2 separate regions of the Mus musculus genome follow, and region 2 is linked to region 1. A link is a loop called in an ENCODE intact Hi-C map of the cell type or tissue named here. Cell type or tissue: heart. All regions are shown on one strand. Each heading gives the region's core, and the rest is flanking DNA. Links, peaks and the distances in the headings are about the cores only.

Region 1 (5,617 bases), core at 1,735-4,234:
CCAGGCTGGCCTTGAACTCACAGAGATCCATCTGCCTTGCCTCCTAAGACCCACCACCACTGGGGGGCGGGGGAACCAATATAAAGAAAATCACCAGACAGACGAGACAGAAAGGGCTTACTTCTTGGGATGTTCTGAAATTCCTAATACGTTTTTTTTTCTTTAAAAAAAGTTTTAAACATAAATCTATTGCAGGTATTATTATCATCCCCCTTCCTTTTTTTTTTTTTTTCAGCTGACCAAATTTTAAAATAAAGTTGCGTTGAGACAAAGTTACTGAAATTTTAGTTTTGTCTCGGAATCACTTTTTAAAAGTGTGTGTGTGATCCTCAGCGCATGTGATGGCATCATGAAGTCACCCAGTTTTCTGAACAAAAGCTGCTGGGATGGGGACACTCCACTTCCTGCCCTGGCTGGAGATTTAGTGCAATGTGTTCTGAGCCAGAACACATTTAATTAGCCCTAACACCTCCCACTGGACACCTGCCCTCAGAGGTTTGTGGAGGTGAAGGACAAGATCAGTGCCACGGACAGGGGCAGCATAAAAACTGCTCTCAGCCCCTTAGCTGCATCTGTGCTGGCTGGAAGGCTTCTCACGCACCTGCCCTGAAGGATGCCAAGAGACTGGGAATATGGCTCAGTTGGTCTGACCACAAGGGCCTGGTTTCTAAAACCCACATTTACAAAAATCTGTATGTGGTGACTCTTACTTGATGCTGGTACTGATGAGACAGAAACAGGCAGGTTCTAAGGGCTTGCTGGACAATTAACCTAGCCATCTTGTAGAGCTGTAGGCCAGTAAGAGACCCTGTGTGAAAACACACGGTTGGATGGTACTCAAAGCTGACCTCCGGACTCCTTGCACAAATAAATGTGTACACACAGAGAAGCACTTGGAGAGCCTCACCTAGACTCCCTGACCACACCCACTTTCACTTTTCTAGAAAATTTGTGGGGCACTGCCCATTACCATTACCACATGACCCTAAACAACTCCCAGTTTTGAGTTGGACCCAAATACTTCACACAAATTCTCTACCACTGAGTCACACCCCTACCTCACAATGTCCACTCCATTTTGTTGCATCAGTGTCAGGGATCAAACCCAGGGCTTCACAAATGCTAGGCATGTGCTATACCAGGGAGTTCTGTGCCTGGCCCTCGGCCAAACTTCTTTTGAGACGTGGACTTAGAATAAGAAAGGAAATATGAAGCTTTTTATGTTTGCTCTGAACCAGCTTCTGGGAGGATACTGTGTCCATTGCCTTTGTGCCGTTATTGAGCCCCTGCTGCATGCAAGTATTGACAGCGGGGATTAGAAGGGAACACACCAAGCTGGGCATGGTGGTGCACGCCTTTAATCCCAGCACCTGGGAGGCAGAGGCAGGCAGATCTCTGAGTTCGAGGCCAGCCTGGTCTACAGAGTGAGTTCCAGGACTGCCAGGGCTACACAGAGAAACCCTGTCTTGAAGAAAAAAAAGAAGAAGAAGAAGAAGAAGAAGAAGAAGAAGAAGAGAAGAAGAAGAAGAAGAAGAAGAAGAAGAAGAACAAGAAGAAGAAGAAGAAGAAGAAGAACAACAACAACAACAACAACAACACACCATTCTCGAAGCTTTGCTTCTGTGCTGTGGAGTGAAAAATTCTGATTCTGAAACGCAAAATGTGATGAGAGATTCAGATAAATGTGATGAGAGATTCGGATCCACCCTGGGAGTAGGGGCATGGGGAGAGAGCCGACTGTCAGCCACTCAGTAATTGGTCACTAAGTGCTAGGCTGGAAATGTCTGAGAGGACACTTGACGGAAGTGCGTCTACACAACGGCAGTCACCTGGGATGTTCTTGAGGACACTGGCGTGGAGAGTCTGAGTACAATCTCACTTTCATTAATTCCCATTCACTTAAAAAAAAAGATTTATTTTTATTTATATGAGTATACTGTAGCGGTCTTCAGACACACCAGAAGAGGGCATCAGATCCCATTACAGATGGTTGTGAGCCACCATGTGGTTGTTGGGAATTGAACTCAGAACCTCTTGGAGAGCAAGTGGTCAGTGCTCTTAACCTCTGAGCCATCTCTCCATGCCCCCCCCAACCTTCACCTTTTTAATTTTTGAATTACACTTACTTATCCATCATTTCAGGTGTGGGACTGGCATGGCATATAGAAGTCAGGAGTCAACATGTGGGAGTCAGTTGTCTGCTTCCACCATGAGGTTCCAGGGATTTGGTCACTCTTCAGCCTTGGCAGCAAGCAGCTATACAAAGTCATCTCACTCTTGCGCGCGCTGGACTTGACCAGCTGCAACAGGATCCTTCTGCACACGTTTATTGGGAGAGCTTGATTGCAGAGGCGAAGAGACCCCGAGCCCAGAACTGGTGCTGCTTTTATAGGCCTAGGAGAGGCGTGTCTCACACCCGGATTGGTTATGCACTATGCCTCATTTGCATGTTCCTCATCTGATTGGCTACTCTCTCTCTCTGTACCTCACAGAGCCTCATTATCATACCTCATTTGCATGTCTCACATCTGATTGGTTATACTCTCAAAGCCTCATTATCATGCCCGGGCCAGGCAGTGTCTTTGCAAAAAACTTTACTGCATATGTACACATTGGTTGTTTGTCCAAACTTATGCGTGGTGGCCAGCAGTAGCCAACTGCCACTCTGCAACTGCCACTCTGTAACTGCCACTCTGTAACTGCCACTCTGCAACGGCTTCCCACATCTCACCATTAGGGTTTGTTTGTATCTTAAATCTCCACCATTAAAATGGTTGAAAAATACAAGGCCAGCTTGGTGATAAAGGCACTTCCTGCCAAGCCTGACAACTTGAGTTAGGTTTCTGCTATGTGGTAGGGACAACCAGCTCCCTGGAGCTGGAGAGATGCGTCAGAGGTTAGGAGGCTACTCTTTCAGAGGAACCAAATTCAGTATCCTTTCCGCACATTGCTGTTCACCACCCTCTGAACTCCAATTCCAGGGGTCCAGTGCCCTCTTCTGGCTTCCTCGGGCACTGCACATACACAGTGCACAGATGCAGACAAAATACATAGAAGAACCAACTTCCAAAAGTTGTCCATGAATCTCCCCATGTGTATGTTGGCACACAGATGACAGCACTTTACCTGTGCTGGGACTGCAAATACAGAGGCAATCAATTTTATAAGTCTTTGTGCTCAAAATTGTTTTTAGAAAAATAGCTGCCAGGCCATGGGACAGAAGAAGCCAGCAGCCCCGGCACTCAGGAAGGACAGGGGTTCAAAGCAGAGGCTGGCTTTGCTGCAATGAGACTCCCATCTCCAAAACAGGAGAGTGGAGTAGGGGAAGAGCTGTTTGCATGTCAGAAGCCACTGTTCTTGAGGCTTTGACTGACGCAGTAGCTGCTTGCCTCTGTCAGTCACAAGCGTCAGCACGCCACTGAGACCAGGTCGGGGCTTTCCTAGGAAGGCTTTGGCAAGGAATGGGCAAGAAAAGTATCCCGAGGGGGGAGGCAGGAGGTCCAGGAAGAAACAAGGTTGTGTCCCGCAATCATGCATGCCCACCCCGGGGACACACTGTTCCTCTCCAGCACCAGTGCTTACTTCCCCAAGGACTCGACATCTCCTCAGGGCAGTCCTTCAGCCACAATGACCCCTCCTCTCTTTCAAAATTGATTCAGAAATCCCTATGACAGAGATTGGTCCAGCCCAGGACTATAAGGAAAATTGATATTAACCTTGAAGAAATTACTTAGGGGATGTCACCTTGTTTGAGGAGAGGAGAAATCACTCTGGGAGTTAGTTGTTGGTTTTGTGAGATGGGTCTTATTTCTTGTTCTGTAGCTCAGGCTAGCTGAGAGCTCACCTGCACTGTGCTCCAGGTCCCCAGCTTTCACCCATGAGCTGTCTCTCATGTTGGGGTGGACTTTGATGATGCAGCTGTCTTTCAGTCATTTCTGCTCTTGTTAAGTTATCCCTTACCCATATCTCCTTAGGTAATCCCAGAATAAAATTCTTTGATTCACCAACCTGGACTTTGGTAGTGGTATAGTAGGCTCCTTATTTGGGTGAGTATGTTGTGTATCTCCCAGGAAAAGTCTGTCACACTATACCCAGTCCTCTTTATGTAATTGGATGCCATGTTTGTGAGAGATGAGTCTCACTTCTCATTCTGTATCTCAGGCTAGCCGAGGACAGCTCATAGCATCCCCTTGCCTATTTCTCCCAAGTGTATGACTGTATCATGAGAGTGCCTGGTGCCCACAAAGGTCAAAAGAGGATGTTGGATCTTCTGAAACTGGGATATGGGTGGTTGAACCCAGATCCTCTGCAAGAGCAACAACTGATCTTAACTGCTGAGCCATCTCTCTAGCGCCAACACCCAGTCCTTAAAAAAAAAAATAGTTGGTGGGTTGGAGAGATGGCGCAGAGCCTAAGAGCACTGGCTGTCCTTTCAGAGGTACCGAGTTCAAGTCTCAGCAACCATGTGGTGGCTTGTAACTATAATGAGATCTGGTGCCCTCTTCTGGCCTGCAGGCCTACACACAGGCAGAACACTGTATAGATAATAGGTAATAAAATCTTTTTTTAAAAATTAATATTTAGAAAAAAATTAGCATGGTGACACACACCTTTAATTCCAGTACTCAGGAGGCAGAAGCAGAAGCAGGAGGATTTCTATGAGTTGGAGGTCAGCCTATTCTGCATAGAGAGTCCCAGGACAGCCAGGGCTATATAATGAGAACATAATCTATAAATTAATTAATTAATAGAAAATAAAATAAGAACAAAAGGAGGTGGGATTTTCCCCAGCTGTAACCTCAGGATTCAGAAAGCCAAGGTGAGAGGATCACTGTGAGTTACAGACCAGCCTGGAATATAGAATATAGAGCAAGACTGCTGAAGTGGAAACTTAAGGGTTCTTTGGAAAGTCAGTTGTTTTGTGTCACGGCACTCTGGTGGAGTCAGCTTGACAAAGCGAAAGCTGGGAAGCTGGTTCATGAAGCAAAGAGTTTCAAGGAAACCCCCTTCCCGGGGTCTGGCATTTTCTCCCTAATCTATATAAACCATAAAATTAATTTTTCCATTCCCGCATTAGTCTAGTGTATGGATCCACGTGCTCTTTATTTAGTATTACCTTATTGTAAATGCCTTTTAAGATTGTATCCTGAATTAGCTAAAGCCTTTCCCAGTGTTCCAAAATTCCAGTTAGCAGCAAGGAGTTTAACCTATTCAGTAACTAATTAAGCACTACAATAAAATCATAGCCATTAACTCAGTTGTCTATAGTAAGAGACTAAAATTCTCACTAAGATAAAAATTTCATTACAAACTACATTCCATACCAAGAGTAAGTTAATACACTATCCTAGTAATGAGGATCCTTCAGACAAGATAATTAAACAAGGCCTAGAGAATTTCGGGGTCAGTGACACTACATTATTCTTGAGGCGTGTCAAGAGTTAACAACCCTGGTGCTATTAACACTAAGTGTAAAACTCTTGCCTGGCAGAAGGTGCTAATCTCTAGTGTAAACATTTATCTGGTCCCTACAAATTCCCTTTGACATCACTCCCCTTGCATCTGTGCTAATCTCTAGTGTTAAACATTCATCTGGTTCCTTTTGAAGTCACTCCTT
Region 2 (5,617 bases), core at 1,710-4,209, 61 kb before region 1:
TTATTCACTAGAATGCTACTCAGCCTTGCAAAACCACTGGTGTGTGTGACAGGAAGAGCAGAGCAAAGGCCTGGGAACTGCCAGGTCAATGTTGCTACCTTCCCTGTCAGTTTCACTGAAACACCTAACTGCAAAGTTAGAGCACCAAGGCTGCTCCAGCCACACTCTACCCAAGTCCTACACGTCAGCCCGAACCCTGGCTATTAGAACCTCTGAAGCCGGGCAGTGGTGCTGCATGCTGTTAATCCCAGCACTCAGGGGGCAGAGGCAGGCAGATCTTTTGAGTTTGAAGCCAAACTTTTGGTCTACAGAGTGAGTTACAGGACAGCCAGGGTTACATAGAGAATCACACACACACACACACACACACACACACACACACGAACACAAACATAAAAAACAAAACAAACCCCAAACCCCTGGAATGGTATGATCCTGTTGCTGAATGCATTTTCTTGAGCCACGTACATTTTAGGGCGTCCCAGGCTGTGACTTGGGAGAACCCTAGCTTTCCTGTCCTAAGTAGGTTTTCGTTTCAGATGCCAGGTGTTTATCTTCCTGAGACAGAGTGCTACAGCTGACTCCTGACTTCTGTTGTATTTTTGACAGGAGACTTTGCTTTGTTGTCCAGAGTGGCCTCCTGAGCCTCCTACCACAGCCACACCAGTGTTCGGATTACAAGTATGCTACCATGCCTACTTTTCACCCCCTTATTATTCTTAATTAAACGAGAGAAGATAGAATGAACTCTCTGAATCAGTGAGCTATAGAGCCCACCTTCCGTCTGTGGACAGCCTGCTGCTCTGCCTGCAGGGATGAAGCACAGATGTGGTGGTGATACTGAACGATGCAAAACAGTTTTCTGACTCAAGGCCTTTGGTTTCTGTGACTTGGTGTTGCTAGAGATTAAAGGTAGGGCCTTGAGCACTCTACTGTTGATCTATAAGCCCAGCCTTCTTTAGTCTTCATTGTGAGTATTGTAAGTTGCCCAGGCAGGTCTTGAGGACGAAACCTAAAATTTGAGGGTCTGGAGAGATGACTCGTATTTTTTGTTTGTTTGCTTGTTGGTTTTTTTGTTTGTTTGTTTGTTTTTTTAATTTTTAATTTATTTTATTTATATGAGTACACTGATGTTGTCTTCAGACACACCAGAAGAGGGCATCAGATCCCATTATAGATGGTTGTGAGCCACCATGTGGTTGCTGGGAATTGAAATCAAGGCCTCCAGAAAGGCGGTCAGTGCTCCTAACCGCTGAGCCATCTCTCCAGCTCTGTTTTTTGTTTTCTAAACAAAATCTCATTTGTTTGATTTTACCAAAAAATAGACTTGGGACCCAGATGCTAAGGTGAAAGCCTGCTAGCTCAAAGGAGAGAAAGCACCTAGCTGACCTTTCTCCTCAGCCTATGTCCCATCAGGAAATCCCCCTCTATCTCCATCTCAAACAAAGCTCCTTCAAACTCAGCCTCCCTCAATTCTACTTCCTGTGTGTCTCTCCATCTGTCCTCCTGACTCCCTCTTACTCTCTCTGTTTTTTTCTTAATTATCCTATGTCCACTTCCAATCAACTGGTTGTTTGCTCTGCCTCTTGGTCAATGGTTGACTTTATTTAATCCCGTTTGCAATATTCAAGCAGAAAGCTCCTGGTTAAAGGCATGTGTTAAGACTGAGCCACACTACAATTAGGAACAGGTTTTTCCAGTAAATAACACCATCTCAGGGTACACAGTGTGATCAAATAATCCTGCAACATTTCCCCCTTTTTGTCTAAATAAGAAAAGAAAGGTTTTAACTCTAACACAGTGGACCTGTTTACAACAATGAAACTATTTCCACCAAGCTTTCCACAATGTCCAGTGTGGTTGTATTTGGCAGTTTTAGGATTGAATATGTTTGGGTCTAGACTTCTGTAAAATGTTTCTGTCAATTTCATATGAACTCAGCAATTTGAATGTCCTGAGCAGTTTGTCGTCCGAAGCTGATCTTGGGTGGTGTTCTTCAGCTTATTGTCAATCCTGGCTGGGTAGAGCACAGCAGTCAACCCAAAGGTGTCCTCTGTTTGCACAGAGCTGGTGGCAGAAGAGGCAAAGGGCTGTGGCCCCAGTGGTTAGCGATACCACAATCCAGGTGGCTTTGTTGCAGGGCCTCATCATCTTCTTGAAGACCTACAGGGTTACTGTGAGGAATGGTCACTGTTTATTGTAGAAAATGTAAATATTTAAAATACCATATTCAGCAGATCTCGAAGGGTTTGAGGACCACAATTAAGTACAGCTGAGGTACAGAAACTTTGTGCCTAGCTACCTGCTTCAGACACTAACACCTACAGGAAGCTAGATAAAGCTTATTTCTAGAATTAGTTAGTACCGTGTATGACTACTAGCATCATGATAGAAAGTTTCATATACATAATAATCTTATAGTTTTTGGGATAATATTTATACCTTAAGTAAAGTTTTAGAGTCAAATGAAAATCAAAAGACTACGAGATTAATGGTAATAGGATAATTCCTTTTGTTTGTTTGTTTGTTTGTTTGTTTGTTGTCCTCTGTCCCATACCAGGTGACTCTTCTGATCTGAAACAAGGATTCGGGATTTTCCTTTAACAAGCATGTGTTGGTTTAGAGAAGGTGAAAGCCATGTTCCAATCCCAAAGTCAGCTTTAATTTTTAATTGAAACGGGACCACGTAAAGACCTTTTGTCACTTCTGTCTGTAGAGGGCAGCAGAGACAAACATTTGGGAATTGGCCAGTGGGAGACCAGCCACTTGGCAGGAAGAATGAAGGCAGGGCGGTTGTGGCCCGGCTGACCCGCCCCCCCTCCTTCCAGCCGAATTTTGTGGTTGTCCGGTGGGAAAGGGCCTGCCTTTGGGGGTCCCGGCTCCTGAGCCTGGATTTCAGGCCTGTCAGCTGGACGTGGGTGATACCACTTGGCCAATTTACTTTTTTTCTTAGGACTTTTTCTCCTGATAATCCGTCCTTTTTTTCAGGTGTTTCGCGTGTCCAGTGCCCTCGGCTTCCTTAGTTGGACGCTTTTACTCTCCTGGGAAAATAAAACCAAAAGACACCCCAACACTAACTGGGGTGGGGTGGGGGTTACCCTTTCCTGGCAGGTTATATTTTTCCTAGGGTAAAATGGTTTTGTTGTTTTGTTTTGACTACAGAAAAAGTATTATCTTTCATTTGAAATTTTAAAAATTCTTTTGAAAATTTGAAACTAAATATACCTTAATATGTGTGGATAAATATACCTATATTCCCCTATCTCTTTATGTAGAAATTCAGGTTTAAGTGTATTTATTCTTAGATCACGAAGGATATTCACATTGAATTTTAGCCTGCCTTTTGCCAGCAGCTTTTAATTTTAAATTACTGTAATTTTTATGTGCCTGTCTTTGCTTCCCTAGCGTTGGGAATAAAGGTGTGAACCTTTGCCTGGCTATGCATTCCTTATAATAGTTATTCTCATAGGGTTGTCCTGGTTTAATCTGGTTCTCCATTTTCCTTATTTTTTAGTGTTAGAGGTAAACTTTCATGTTGTTTGAATGTGCAATCTATCATTCTTACAGATACATTCTGAATTTGTTCCTTGGCAAATTTTAGTATTTTAGTCTTAATTAAACATGATGCCAATTTGTCCACTATCTCATTATTTCCTGACTTGTTTTTGTTTTTTTGTTTTATGAGACAGGGTTTCTCTGTGTAGCCCTGGCTGTCCTGGAACTCACTCTGTAGACCAGGCTGTCCTGAAACTCAGAGATCTGCCTGCCTCTGCCTCCGGAGTGCTGGGATTAAAGGTGTGCGCCACCATGCCCGGCTATTTCCTGACGTTTTGTCTCTTGCCAGTATGAGCTACATAAAATTTGATGTCTTTGCCAAGTTTTGCTTTGTCCACTCATGTCTCCCATAACCAGCTATCCCTGCCATTTATCTGCCAGCAAGTGGGTTTCTATTTTGATGACCATAGAGCTAAAGCATTGCACATGCACCATGAATTGATGATGAAGATTTCCTTTTGCTTTCATAGTTGTTTGTCTCATAGCCAACGGTGCTACACTAATTTTGTGGTTCCTTCCTCAGTATTGGTCGCCCCTACCCCCACGCCAACCCCACTCCCAAAAAATAGGTTGCTATTTCTATTGGTGTGGGTTCCATCAGTAAACCATGTGTTAGGCAAATGTTGTGATCTTTCCACTGGACCCCACAGTTCAATAGGTACCTCTTTTTTTTTCCGAGACAGGGCTTCTCTGTATAGTCCTGGCTGTCCTGGAACTCACTTTGTAGACCAGGCTGGCCTCAAACTCAGAAATCCGCCTGCCTCTGCCTCCCAAGTGATGGGATTAAAGGCGTGCACCACCATGCCTGGTGGTACCTCTTTTTAATTCCTTGTTGATCTACATTTCTTTTTTTTTTTTTTTAAGAATTATTTATTATATGTAAGTACACTGTAGCTGTCTTCAGACATCCCAGAGGAGGGCAACAGATCTCATTTTGGGTGGTTGTGAGCCATCATGTGGTTGCTGGGATTTGAACTCATGACCTTCGGAAGAGCAGTCGGGGCTCTTAACCACTGAGCCATCTCTACAGCCCCTGATCTGCATTTCATTAGTCTAATGCTGGCCTTTGCCATGTCTTCTGCATAACACAAGGCTTGGACCTTCTTTTTGGATTATCTCTAGAAAAAACATTGTTTCTAGGAATGCTTTCCCTACAACCCCTTTTCAAATGACCTTGCTTACCACTATTAAAACACCTGCCATTTTGATTTTTCTTAATACCTCTAGAAATTACTTCTATCAAATTAGCACCATAAACATGAGATCCAATATCAGCTGTATCTCTAATCCATTCCTCTATTGGTGCTGATCTTGCCTTTAAAGGTCTAATCACCTGTCTGCATTCTGAATTAGCATTTTCTCTTCTCTTCTCTTCTCTTCTCTTCTCTTCTCTTCTCTTCTTTTCTTTTCTTTTCTTTCTCTTCTTTTTTCCTCTTTCTTTCTTTCTTTCTTTCTTTCTTTCTTTCTTTCTTTCTTTCTTTCTTTTTTGGCTTTTTGAGACAGGGTTTCTCTGTATAGCTCTGGCCATCCTGGAACTCTGTAGACCAGGCTGGCCTCGAAATCAGAAATCTGCCTGCTTCTGCCTCCCTAGTGCTGAGATTAAAGGTGTGCACCACCACTGCCTGGCCCTGAATTAGCATTTTCAATAGCCAAAGATTTGATTAGTACTTGTTTGACTTCTGAATCTGACACTATTCTATTTATAGCTGAAGTCATTCTTTGCAAAAAAAAATTATTGAAGGCTTCTTTTAGGCCTTGTATAATTTTAGTTAATGATTCAGACCTCTTTCCTGATTCTTCAATCTTGTCCCAAGCATTTAAAACTGTTAAAAGGTGCAGGGGCGGGCGGGCGGGGGGGGGGGAGGGTATAGGGGACTATCGGAGAGGAAACTAGGAAAGGGGATAGCATTTGAAATGCAAATGAAGGAAATATCTAATTTAAAAAAACTGCTAAAAGGCATAGCACTAAGGTGTGATTATCGCATTCAAGCTGCCTATGTAACTCAGGATATTGACTTTCACCTAGCAACTGATCTTGAGAAATATTGGTACCTCTAATCTT

The links. Hi-C counts contacts between places; a loop is a spot of excess contacts. Peaks named below come from ENCODE experiments on the same cell type or tissue, not always from the same donor. Only the 100,000 strongest peaks of a DNase experiment are listed, where the experiment ranks them.
Region 2: a loop joins it to region 1, with 11 times the contacts of the local background. A loop is called at or near these places in 17 of 42 quality-filtered maps.

Annotation. Positions count from the first base shown.
Region 1 is chr3:88,735,854-88,741,470 of GRCm38, forward strand. No RefSeq gene overlaps it. Among named protein-coding and RNA genes, the nearest start is that of Rit1, 22 kb to the left of the region's middle. In heart, for the core only: a CTCF peak has its summit at 3,004 (motif pointing left); a DNase peak (open chromatin) is centred at 2,988.
Region 2 is chr3:88,674,802-88,680,418 of GRCm38, forward strand. No RefSeq gene overlaps it. Among named protein-coding and RNA genes, the nearest start is that of Khdc4, 8.2 kb to the right of the region's middle. In heart, for the core only: a CTCF peak has its summit at 2,714 (motif pointing right); a DNase peak (open chromatin) is centred at 2,780; H3K4me3 peaks cover 488 bases; H3K27ac peaks cover 488 bases.